Linked DNA regions of Homo sapiens: region 1 is linked to region 2. Evidence: chromatin contacts called from ENCODE Hi-C or POLR2A ChIA-PET data. All regions are on one chromosome and are shown on one strand. The core of a region is the stretch at or near the end of the contact, and the rest is flanking DNA. Distances in the headings are between cores, read along the strand shown. Region 1 overlaps INPP4B (inositol polyphosphate-4-phosphatase type II B). Region 2 overlaps INPP4B (inositol polyphosphate-4-phosphatase type II B).

Evidence for each region. Hi-C counts contacts between places; a loop is a spot of excess contacts on that map. ChIA-PET counts read pairs that join two places held with the same protein, here RNA polymerase II (POLR2A). Pooled maps may share reads with other maps.
Region 1: a pooled map shows a loop between it and region 2 (2.5-fold over the local background). The contact joins two enhancer-like sites. A Hi-C loop is called at or near these places in 3 of 168 maps with a recorded cell type or tissue (CD4-positive, alpha-beta T cell, CD4-positive, alpha-beta memory T cell and pancreas) and 7 of 50 pooled maps. POLR2A ChIA-PET finds 5 or more read pairs at or near these places in 11 of 52 experiments (CD4-positive, alpha-beta T cell, CD4-positive, alpha-beta memory T cell, CD8-positive, alpha-beta T cell and 7 more).

The regions. Positions count from the first base shown.
Region 1 is chr4:142,347,807-142,352,552 of GRCh38, reverse strand. The region is part of intron 7 of INPP4B (inositol polyphosphate-4-phosphatase type II B); the gene reads left to right. Among named protein-coding and RNA genes, the nearest start is that of INPP4B, 500 kb to the left of the region's middle. Within about 2 kb of position 1,502, at least 4 of the 41 ENCODE cell types and tissues checked have a DNase peak (open chromatin) inside an H3K27ac peak, as active enhancers do.
Region 2 is chr4:142,693,721-142,698,759 of GRCh38, reverse strand. All of the region lies in intron 2 of INPP4B (inositol polyphosphate-4-phosphatase type II B), which reads left to right. Among named protein-coding and RNA genes, the nearest start is that of INPP4B, 150 kb to the left of the region's middle. Within about 2 kb of position 1,824, at least 2 of the 41 ENCODE cell types and tissues checked have a DNase peak (open chromatin) inside an H3K27ac peak, as active enhancers do.

The DNA.
Region 1 (4,746 bases), core at 253-2,752, 350 kb after region 2:
AGACATGTACACATATGGGTTGGGAATATTTTTGGTGTAGAAAAGTAATATATATATATGATATATATTAATTTATAATTACAAATATCATTTTCACATCATACAGAATATGATAGGTACTACAGATATAATTGTACTTTTAATCTATGTGTGTGTGTTTCAGTCTTGAGGACCTGGAAGCAAATGAGGAGAGAAGAAGGAAAGTTGATGTATTATTTTTGTAGCCTTTGTTTTCACTTTCTTTTGTTGTCTTAATACTGCCAATTGTGGAAGAAAGCCATTTGGGAAGTATTTGTGGTGCTTTCTTCAACTTGATTAGGCTTTGCTGCCAGGGCCTTCGTTGTACTATACAGGAATTCCTGTGATTTTCAGGAACACAAAGCGGTCTTTAGAAACACATTCGCTGGGCAGACAGGAGGGAAAAACACACTATTTGGCCAACCAGAGGAAGAAAGCTCATGTCTGGAAAATTTTACTGAACACCCCATCAGGAAATTCATTACTTATATTCTAAACAGCAGCTTCCGAGATCTGTTTTTATATTTATAGAATATCTGGCAGCAAGCAAATGTAAAAGAGAGCTATATTACATTTAGTATTTTGCTTTTGCTTTTTCAGTTCCACTTTTAAAACTATATAGGAAATAATGAGCTCACAAGTATTGTTTTGGCATTCTTCAATGTGCTCACATTTAACAGATCATGACCATTTATTATACTACAAGAATAACAATACATTTTAACCCCAACTCTTAATACTATTAGAAATTATTGAAATTGAAGAGCCTTGATGTGAAAATTAAGCTGGGGCTTTGTACAAAAGATCTGACTTTAATAGCCATGTTCATCTTGGCCAACTTATTTATTTTCTACGTTTCTTGACTGGATATGTAGAGCATTTAGGAGAAGAATTTTATTCAGTGTCCAAAAGGAAGTAGTTTCTATGGAAAAGGTGCTATAAATGGATTTGATAACTGAGTCCAAGTCCCAGGTTTTTCTCTTATCAAGTGATTAACAAAATGTTACCCTTTCTGAAATGGGGACAAAAATGCTTTCTCTAACAGCCCCTATAGGGTGATTGAATCAATCAGGGTCCATCAGGGAACAGAAACCACGCCAGTTATTTGAACATAGATATTAAATGTAAGTAACTGTTAACTAGATATAAGATTGTTGTTAATAAAATCAATGAAAGGGTAAAAGAGAACTACAAATAATCACAGAAGTGGCAACTGTAGGATGCAGCTTCCAGCTCTAGAGGTAGGGAATAGAGAGAAGACTTTGGAGTTATTAAAACTTAGATCTTGGAGGAAAGGACTAGTAGAGCTGAAATTTATCCCACTAATGGTGAACTTGGACAAGACCCATAGACCTGAAATTCATTCTGCAGAGGGAACATGGGTCAGGCTAGCTCTAGTATCTCTGAAAGCCATGCAATAGTACTGCAAATGTTGGAAGTATTGCAAACTGGTTTCAGCTGCTATTACAGGAAGGAGCAGCTGCTCCTTGGGCAAACAAAACAGCTAGGGTGATGCTGTTAGGAATAGCAGGCAGTCAGCTAGCCCATAGGAAAACAATATTTCTTCTTTCTTCACCAGGCTTTTCAGTTTCCATCTGGGCTCCCTGTTAGAAGAGCCTAACATAGAGCCATCAGAGTCAGGATAAACATGGTTTTGAGAGTCTCAGCCATAGCATCACAATGAAGTTTACAGAATGGACAAATAGATTTGGAGCTGAGAGATAATTTCTTGCACAGCTTTATGTAAAATGCTTTCCAATGTAGACAAAAGTAAAGTATAATTTTGCAGTGTAAAGGTAGAATTTTATTTTCATTAACATTTTTGCTCTTTTAAATCTTGGAAAATAACAGTGGCTTAGACATTCTTAAATGACTTCTGTGTTGTAAAATATCTTACCAATAGCAGGGTACTTGAAATTTACACCACACGAGGCCTTTTGGTTGAGGCTCAATGGTTTATGAATAATATACTTATTCTGCTATAGTAAAGTAAGGATTAGAACATTAATGCAGAATGAGGTAAACCTAGGGGAAGGGGAAATGTGGTGAGAATTTGAATTACATTAGTATTGGTGGTGTGTAAGGAAAACTGATGTAGGTCTTAGTTTTTTGTTTTACCAAAGAAAATAATTGGAAGAATGATCACCAAGAAGAGAGAGGTTGAATATTATGCATTATACACTCTGACTTATCTTTAAATTATCATATAGAAGTGACAACTGCAACATGGACAGCAATTATTGAAGAGAAAATGGTACAACAATGATTCGATTTCTATTTTTTTGCTCAAATAAAGCAAGGACATACAATATGTTCTTGAAGTACCATTACAAATTACATCTCTGAACACTCAGAGAAAGGCTAATAGTGCAGACTGTTCTTAATAGTGGAAAGCAACATACAATTCAAGTTCTTCAGCCTCATATCTCATGGTAATTTTCTTTCTTATGTCTTATTGCATTCTAAGCGCCGAAGAGGTAGCTTTGATTGTGGTGATAATAGTCTGTGTCCTAAAGCAAGACTATTTTTAAGGCAATAGAGTACCTTTTTAGAAAACTCTTTATCTCTGTCATACATTAAAGAGAATAAACAGATATTCAGTGGTTTGATAGTGGCAGTAATGATGGATTTTTTTTTTTTTACAACTTATCTGACAGTATTGGTTTCAGAAAGATCTGGAATTACTTGAGCATAAAATTCTTGCTTTGTCTATTTTAAAAACTATAGCTGACAAATAAGCTCATGTGTGATTCTTTGATTCTTGGGGAGGGAAAGAATCTAAAGATGTGCCTTTTATGAGAACAGCTCTTGATATTACATTCAGATAGTGATTAACATTCTTCCTTTTCACAAAATTTCTGTTTCAAAGAGAAGAGTATTTTGTGGATATATAGGAAATCTTCATAAAATATTTTATTTTCATAAATTATTGATGTCAAAAAAGGCCTGTATTTTATATTAAACTGAAACATTCTTCACCTTTGCAAGAAAATGGAAAAGCTGATCAATGAGATTCTACTTACATCTAAATCATTCTCCAGTTTCAAACTATTTGCTAAGAGAGTGGTTGGACTTTGATTCTCTTAGAGGACCACTTAGTGCTAAGCTACTATAATAAAGTAGATCTTTCTTCCTAAGCATCTAACTTACAAAGAGAGAGTACTACATGCAATACAGACAAAAATGAAGCATCCCTTTTACATTATCTTTCTTTCCACTCATTTGGAAAGTAATTCATAATATTTCTTTTATCTCTCGTATATCAGTTGTCCTTATTCTCTGGGGGGAAATAAAAAGAAGTATGCTGACAATGACCTATCTTCTGTGGTGTTAAAGTTTATACAGTATCTAAGTTAAGACAGATTGCTGATAATTGACTCAAGTTAATTTATTTTAGCTTAGATTGTAAATAAATGACCATTGCCATGATGATCTTGGCTACTAAACAGACTATGTAGCAGTATCTAATAAACAGGCAAATGTGATAGAAATTTGGAAGAGAAATAAGAAATCTCTCTTTCCAAAGGAGTGTAAAAATACTGGAAAACTAACATCTGCTCCAACACTCTTCCTCATTGGTGCTGGCAAGGCTGAGCTGTAAATACCAGCTTCCCATAACATCATCCTCCAGCCCCCTGCACTGAGCTGGCTGCGAAGTGCCTGAAATCACTTTTCCCTCCAGCAGAACAGCTCCTGGGATTAGGCACTCACTGAACTTGATATCTGGGGAGTCTTATGACAGATAAGGTTTTGCTCTGATAACCTTCTGTGGCTATAGAGGGAAGGACTCTTCCTTCAAATTGTTCACTAGGGACATTTTAGACAATCATTGCTCTGAGTTGAGCCTGTTCTAGTTTGCAGCCTTGGAGCAATGTTGCTTTAGATTAATGTGTCACCAAGCTCTTATTGAGAAAGAAGTTCTTTTATTTCCTTATAGGCTGGATTTGCACTTGTCAATTGTGTGGATGAAGAAAAGAGGTTAGAGAAGGGGCCTCCCACATACTGATGATTTTTAGTGTCTCTTCACCATCTATATCTGGGGAGAATTGGAGGGGCAGGAGGGAGAAGCTGGTGCTGGAACTCAGTAATTAACCTGATTTGAGTCAGGTTTAATGACTTCTCTGTTTAAGGTAAAATATTCTGGAAAAAAATATTTTCCTTAAACAAGACCAAATAGTAAAGTGACTGAATGGTGGATGCCTTACTCCCTCAAAATGGCAAAGGTCACTGCATTTTTATCTCCTGCCAAGCCAATCAATAATGAAAGGATTGATTTAGAGGCTTGTGGAGACAGGCTCTTCAATGACCTTGTTGTAGTAGCAGGGTTAGGGTAGGGATCTACCATGCGCCCTCTTCAGCTCTAATGCCGTTGTCCACTTCACCCCTGTATCATAAGCAAAAGCTACAAGAAGCATATTATTTGCAAGATGGAGCTTATAGTTTATTTTTGTTGATGGTGGTGATTTTGTCAAAATGTGGTGATGTTTATGCAGTCACATAATGGCACTATGAATTTTGTTTTATAATTACATAGCAAAATTTATGGATGATCACATTTACATGTTCTATCACGTTTCTGACAATTATAGTTCATTGCTTCCTCATCTCTTTCCTTCAGGGTATCAGGAAATTATTGTGACTTAAAATGGGAATCTTTAGCTTTGAGGTGGGAGCAGTTTGACCCATTTCAACATTTTTATGAGAATTTGTCTCCCTTCTCTGAACCAC
Region 2 (5,039 bases), core at 575-3,074:
CTTGAGTCTGTGACTGCAACTCCTTTCAGCAATGCACTAGCTGCACACCAAGTCTGGTATGAGGAAGGTAGTTCAGGTCTGCCAGGAAAAGTCTTTGTAACTGCCTGGGGTTAGGCCTGAAAGATCACAGTAGGTTTTTAGCCAAAACCCAGATTCCTCAGTAGACCCTGATGCAGCTTAAAGATTGTTGGACACAGAATGGGAGTTAGAAAAATTAGGAAATGAGATGCTTGTGATTGAGATCTGCAGAAAGTCCAGATATTGGTAGTGACAAGATCTAGGGTCTGGTAATGAAAATGAATAGTCCTAATAAAGTGGAGACAATCATTTAAGACAAAAGGCAAGATCATATCTGTGGATATTGAAATCTCAAATAGTTATGACAAGAATAACACTGGAAGGAGAAATGGTGACCTACCCTTTCAGTGCTAAGATTTAAAAATTAATCTCGTATGTCTTTTTTTCTATGAGAAATAATTTATGAAAACTCTATTGATTTCAAATCAATAAAAATGATGGATTTGTTTCAGAAAAAAATTGTTTATAACTTGTAAGATCTGTAACTTAATTGTTTTCTCTTACTGGTAAGGGCATGTTCATGCTAACAGTAGCCCTATAGCTGTGGTTACTTATCTTAATTACAGCCAAGATTTATTTCAGCTTGAGTGTTTTATAAGCAGATTAGAATTTTAAAATTTTCACAGCCAGTCTTCTTGCATTATACTCTTTTTAAATTCAAGCATGTTTCATATTATAAGAAGCTAACCTTAAATTATAGCCCTTGTTTTGTTAAATATTCAGTATTCTAGGAATTTGAAATTCTCAAATGTAGTCTTTAAAACTCTGAGTTTATCTGATAAGGATTTTATTATTATTGTTATTTACATATGAATACAGGAACAAAATGTGATTTAAGTAAGTCATGGCCTAGAAAGGGATTTGTAATGTCTTGGCCCTATTTAAGAACTTTTACCCATGCCTCATGTTCTAGGATTTCTACTTGATCCAGCTTGGAAATCTGAATAACTCATGATATTGGGAAATTTCCATGGCTGCATTTTCTTCAGTTCCTTGCTTGTAGCTCACCTTTGTCTCCTGTTTTTCTTGTAGGTTTCCAGTATATGCTTTGGCCATATAAAGTAATAAAGCAAATAAGTTCCTATCGTTTAATCATATAGAAAAGCCCAGCAAGAATCCATTGTCCAAATCTTGTTTGATTAAGATTGATTGACAGTTTTATGTAATTGGATGACATTTTTAAGAGAAAATCAACAGAACATTATCACATGGTTAAAGCCTACTGCCAGAAACAATAAACTTGGCTTACCTATTTCGTTAGAGTATTATTTTGATTTATTCACTCATGTATATAATTCACTTTCACAGTTGATCCCAGACTCTGTTTTTATGAATGGCAACTCAGAGAATTTAGGTAGCTTTTCTGGGAGCAAGGTTGATGGCATTGGTGTGGGTTGGGGAAAGCCTAACAGTATTAAAAGGGAGAATGATATAGAGGTTGTTCATCCCATGTTCAGTTACCGATGTGTTTTCACCAAAACCATATAATTTAAATGTCTCCTTTTCCTGGAAAATATGAAGCATTGTACAACAGGTAATTTTAATAACAATGTAACTTAGGCTGCTTATGATTGACATCAACATCACATGTATATAATATGATTGTAAGAATTTTTAAAAATGCATCATTGGGATAATAAACTGTAACTGACATCCTTTTAAACTAAAAGCAGGTGAAAGCTTGCCAGTGTTCCACTCTCTCTGACTTACCATTCTAAGAATAAACACATACAGTGGAGTGTGCGGGGCTGCACACTGTGGTTTTATCTACTTCCTTGCTAGAGGAAAGCACTGTTATAAAAACAAGTAAAACATGCAAAGGGAAGTAATTTAATAAGTAATTTTACAATAAAAGAATGGAACTATAAACCTGCTTTTCTTGGACAGCCTTGGTGTTATCCAATTTGCCCTCTTACTGAGCCTCTCTACTGGCTGGCTGTAAAGGACATGGTGAATTAGGATCAGAAGTCGATGGCTGTGTAGTGCCTGGTTTTGAAATGTTTGGAGAACAACATAAGTAGTAGCTGATGGCAAGGCAGAGGGACGCAGGGTTGAGTGGGCACTGCAGATGCCAGGATGACCCAGTTTAAGTGGGTGTAAGCAGTGAAGTAAGCAACAAAGTTGGGCAAGCACTGAAGGTGTAGTTTGTGTAGGAGACAGATGTCAGGGCTGGGGTGGGGAAAGGGAGTATCTGTACCACAGAATTACAGCCTGGGTCAGTTAGTGCCTTGCACTGATGTTTGTGTATATTTTGTCCCCTCAGCTAGATTTTATTACTCTTTGGGGGTGGTATCCTTGTTTATAATTGTTCCCTTGAGCTGCTGGGCACAGTTATGGAACAAGGTGGGTTGTTGCATGAGGATCTCTTGGAAAGTTCTCCTGGGGCTTTCTGGCCCCTTGAGGATGGTATAAATGCTAGTAGGACCAGGCACACTCTCTGTCTTATCAGACACATGGAAAAGGGCACAGAGGAAATGATCTGTTTTAGAATCAGAGTGTGCCTTAATCCATCGAATATGCTGGTGTCATTATTTGACTTCCTGGACTGTAAACACTGCCCTTCTAGGCTCCTGGGACCTTTCTAACCTTTCCTCGTCTGATAACTTTGTCAATACTCAACATTTTCTTGCTCAATCCAGGGGCACCTGTCTAATTCTCCTAGTCCCAGCTGGCTCTCCTTGAACTTGATCTGTCATCTGATCCACAGTGTCTAGGTTTTGGATTATCCTGGCCCGCCTTTCCCTTGAGATCCCACATCAAGATAAGAAACACTGCCTTGAGCCTATAGGGGTTGAGGGGAATTTGTAGCCCTCTGGATATCCATCTTAAAATATGCCAAATAAGTATATTTTGGGGTAAAATATTTTTATTTCCTTCAAGCATTATGCCTGACAACTAAGATTTGATTGTAGTAACTTAGTGCTCTGTTGGATAGAGCACTGTCATTGTCTTAATGAGCATTATATAACTGATTTAAATTCTATTGCACAGTTTATTAAATCGTATCTGTTGGGTAGGTTCCTGCCTTTGAGGCATGCTGCTAACAACATGATGGAACATCTTATTTTTCTTTCAACTAGTTATTTTCATCATAAATTTATGCATAGTATTTTAAAAATAAACTGATAATTTTCAGATAATTATATTAGGGAAGTGACAGCTGCATTACATTCTATCCTTTGCTTGAAAAGCACAGTAAGAACTAAGACATTTAGATGTTTTACATAGGAAATAATATTTTTGGCATTATTAAAACTCACTTCTATGTATTAATTTAAAAATTTTTATTTTTAGGGAAACAAAATTGCTATTCAATTTGGCAGAAGGTTTGTTTTGGGATTTCTGGCTAACAGAATCTTTGCTTTAACTTTGGCAAGGCTGTTTGAGAATTAGCTTCATATTAGGGACCCTTCAGTTCCTGGGTCATTGTTGAAACTCAGTTTTAGAACTTTATTATCTTTATGCTATTCTGAAATAGGGTCAGTGATCTTGATGTCTCCATAAGGGAACTTATTTTGTCAGGTAATGTTTTGTAGAATTTATACATAATTTTATAATTTTACTACATGGGAATAAGTGTTAATACTAAAAAAAAAGTGAATGATTATGAAGGTGTTGTAGGCACATTAACTTGTGTTGCTATTTGTGCAAATATCCTTGACTTTATAGGTGCAGAATAATACCCCTACCCCCACCACAAGACCCTATTTTATTACTGGATCAATAGTGACAGGTAGGGTTTTTAAACCAGAAAGTGGTTTTTCTTATGTTTTTGCTCCCAGTAGAGAAAATATTTTTTCTGAGGGACTTTTTAGTTGATATCTCTCCCTATACATGCAGTAAAAGCAAATATATTTTTCAAAAATGTTAAGGGAAAGTGTAGGGGCTGTAGGCTCTTCTCAGCGTGAACCCTCTAAGGGTTCACTGAAAAATTAGTGCAATTTTAATTATGTATCAGATGCGGAGCTCACCACAAAGGACGAAGCTGCAGATAATGTCTGACCCTTCCCAGCATAGTTTACCCTGCCTATTAGTTTAGAGCCTAGAATCAAATGCCTCCAAAACAGACAAGTTAAACAATTCTAAAAAATATTACAGAAGTGGTTTATAACCTTCAAACAAGTAGCAAAGACAGTATCTGACCTGCCTGACCAGTTTTGACCAAATGTCTAATTTGGAAGACATTTTTACTTTATCAATAATTTTAAAATTAGCTTTATTTATTAAAGATTATTAAAGACATGTGAACTAAAAGGCATTTGAGTTAAAGGGTTTTTTTTTTCTTTTTTTCTTTTTTGTTTTTTTTTTTTGAGACGAGTCTCGTTCTGTCACCCAGGCTAAAGTGCAGTGGTACAATCTCGGCTCACTGCAACCACTGTTTCCTGGGTTCAAGCTATTCTCTTGCCTCAGCCTCCTGAGTAGCTGGGATTACAGACGTGTACCACCATGCCTGACTAATTTTTGTATTTTTAGTACAGACGGGGTTTCACCATGTTGGCCAGGCTGGTCTGGAACTCCCGACCTCAAGCGATCTGCCTGCGTCGGCCTCCCAAAGTGCTGGGATTACAGGTGTGAGCCACCATGCCCAGTCAGCTTTCTTTTTTAAAAAATTTTTAATAAAATGCTTGATTTAAGCACTTACTTTTTCTTTAAACCAATAAATTAGAGCCCTTTTATTTATTTTAGTAGTAAGACATCACATATTACCAGTGTAATTAAGTAGACATATAGACACATAGAGAGAAGCAGATCTTATAAATTTGTGATATTTTTAATTTGCCAGTTTTCAAGGCTTTTTCTTCCTACTTTAGACTGTCAATTTCTTGATTATCTGTTTCTTTGCTCTCAGTTATTGTTAGCTAGGCAACCTTAAATTTGCATTTCTAAAGGAACAGCTAAGATAAAACAACATATATCATTTGAATTTTGATATTTTGAAAGCATAGCGTGAAGACATTAGG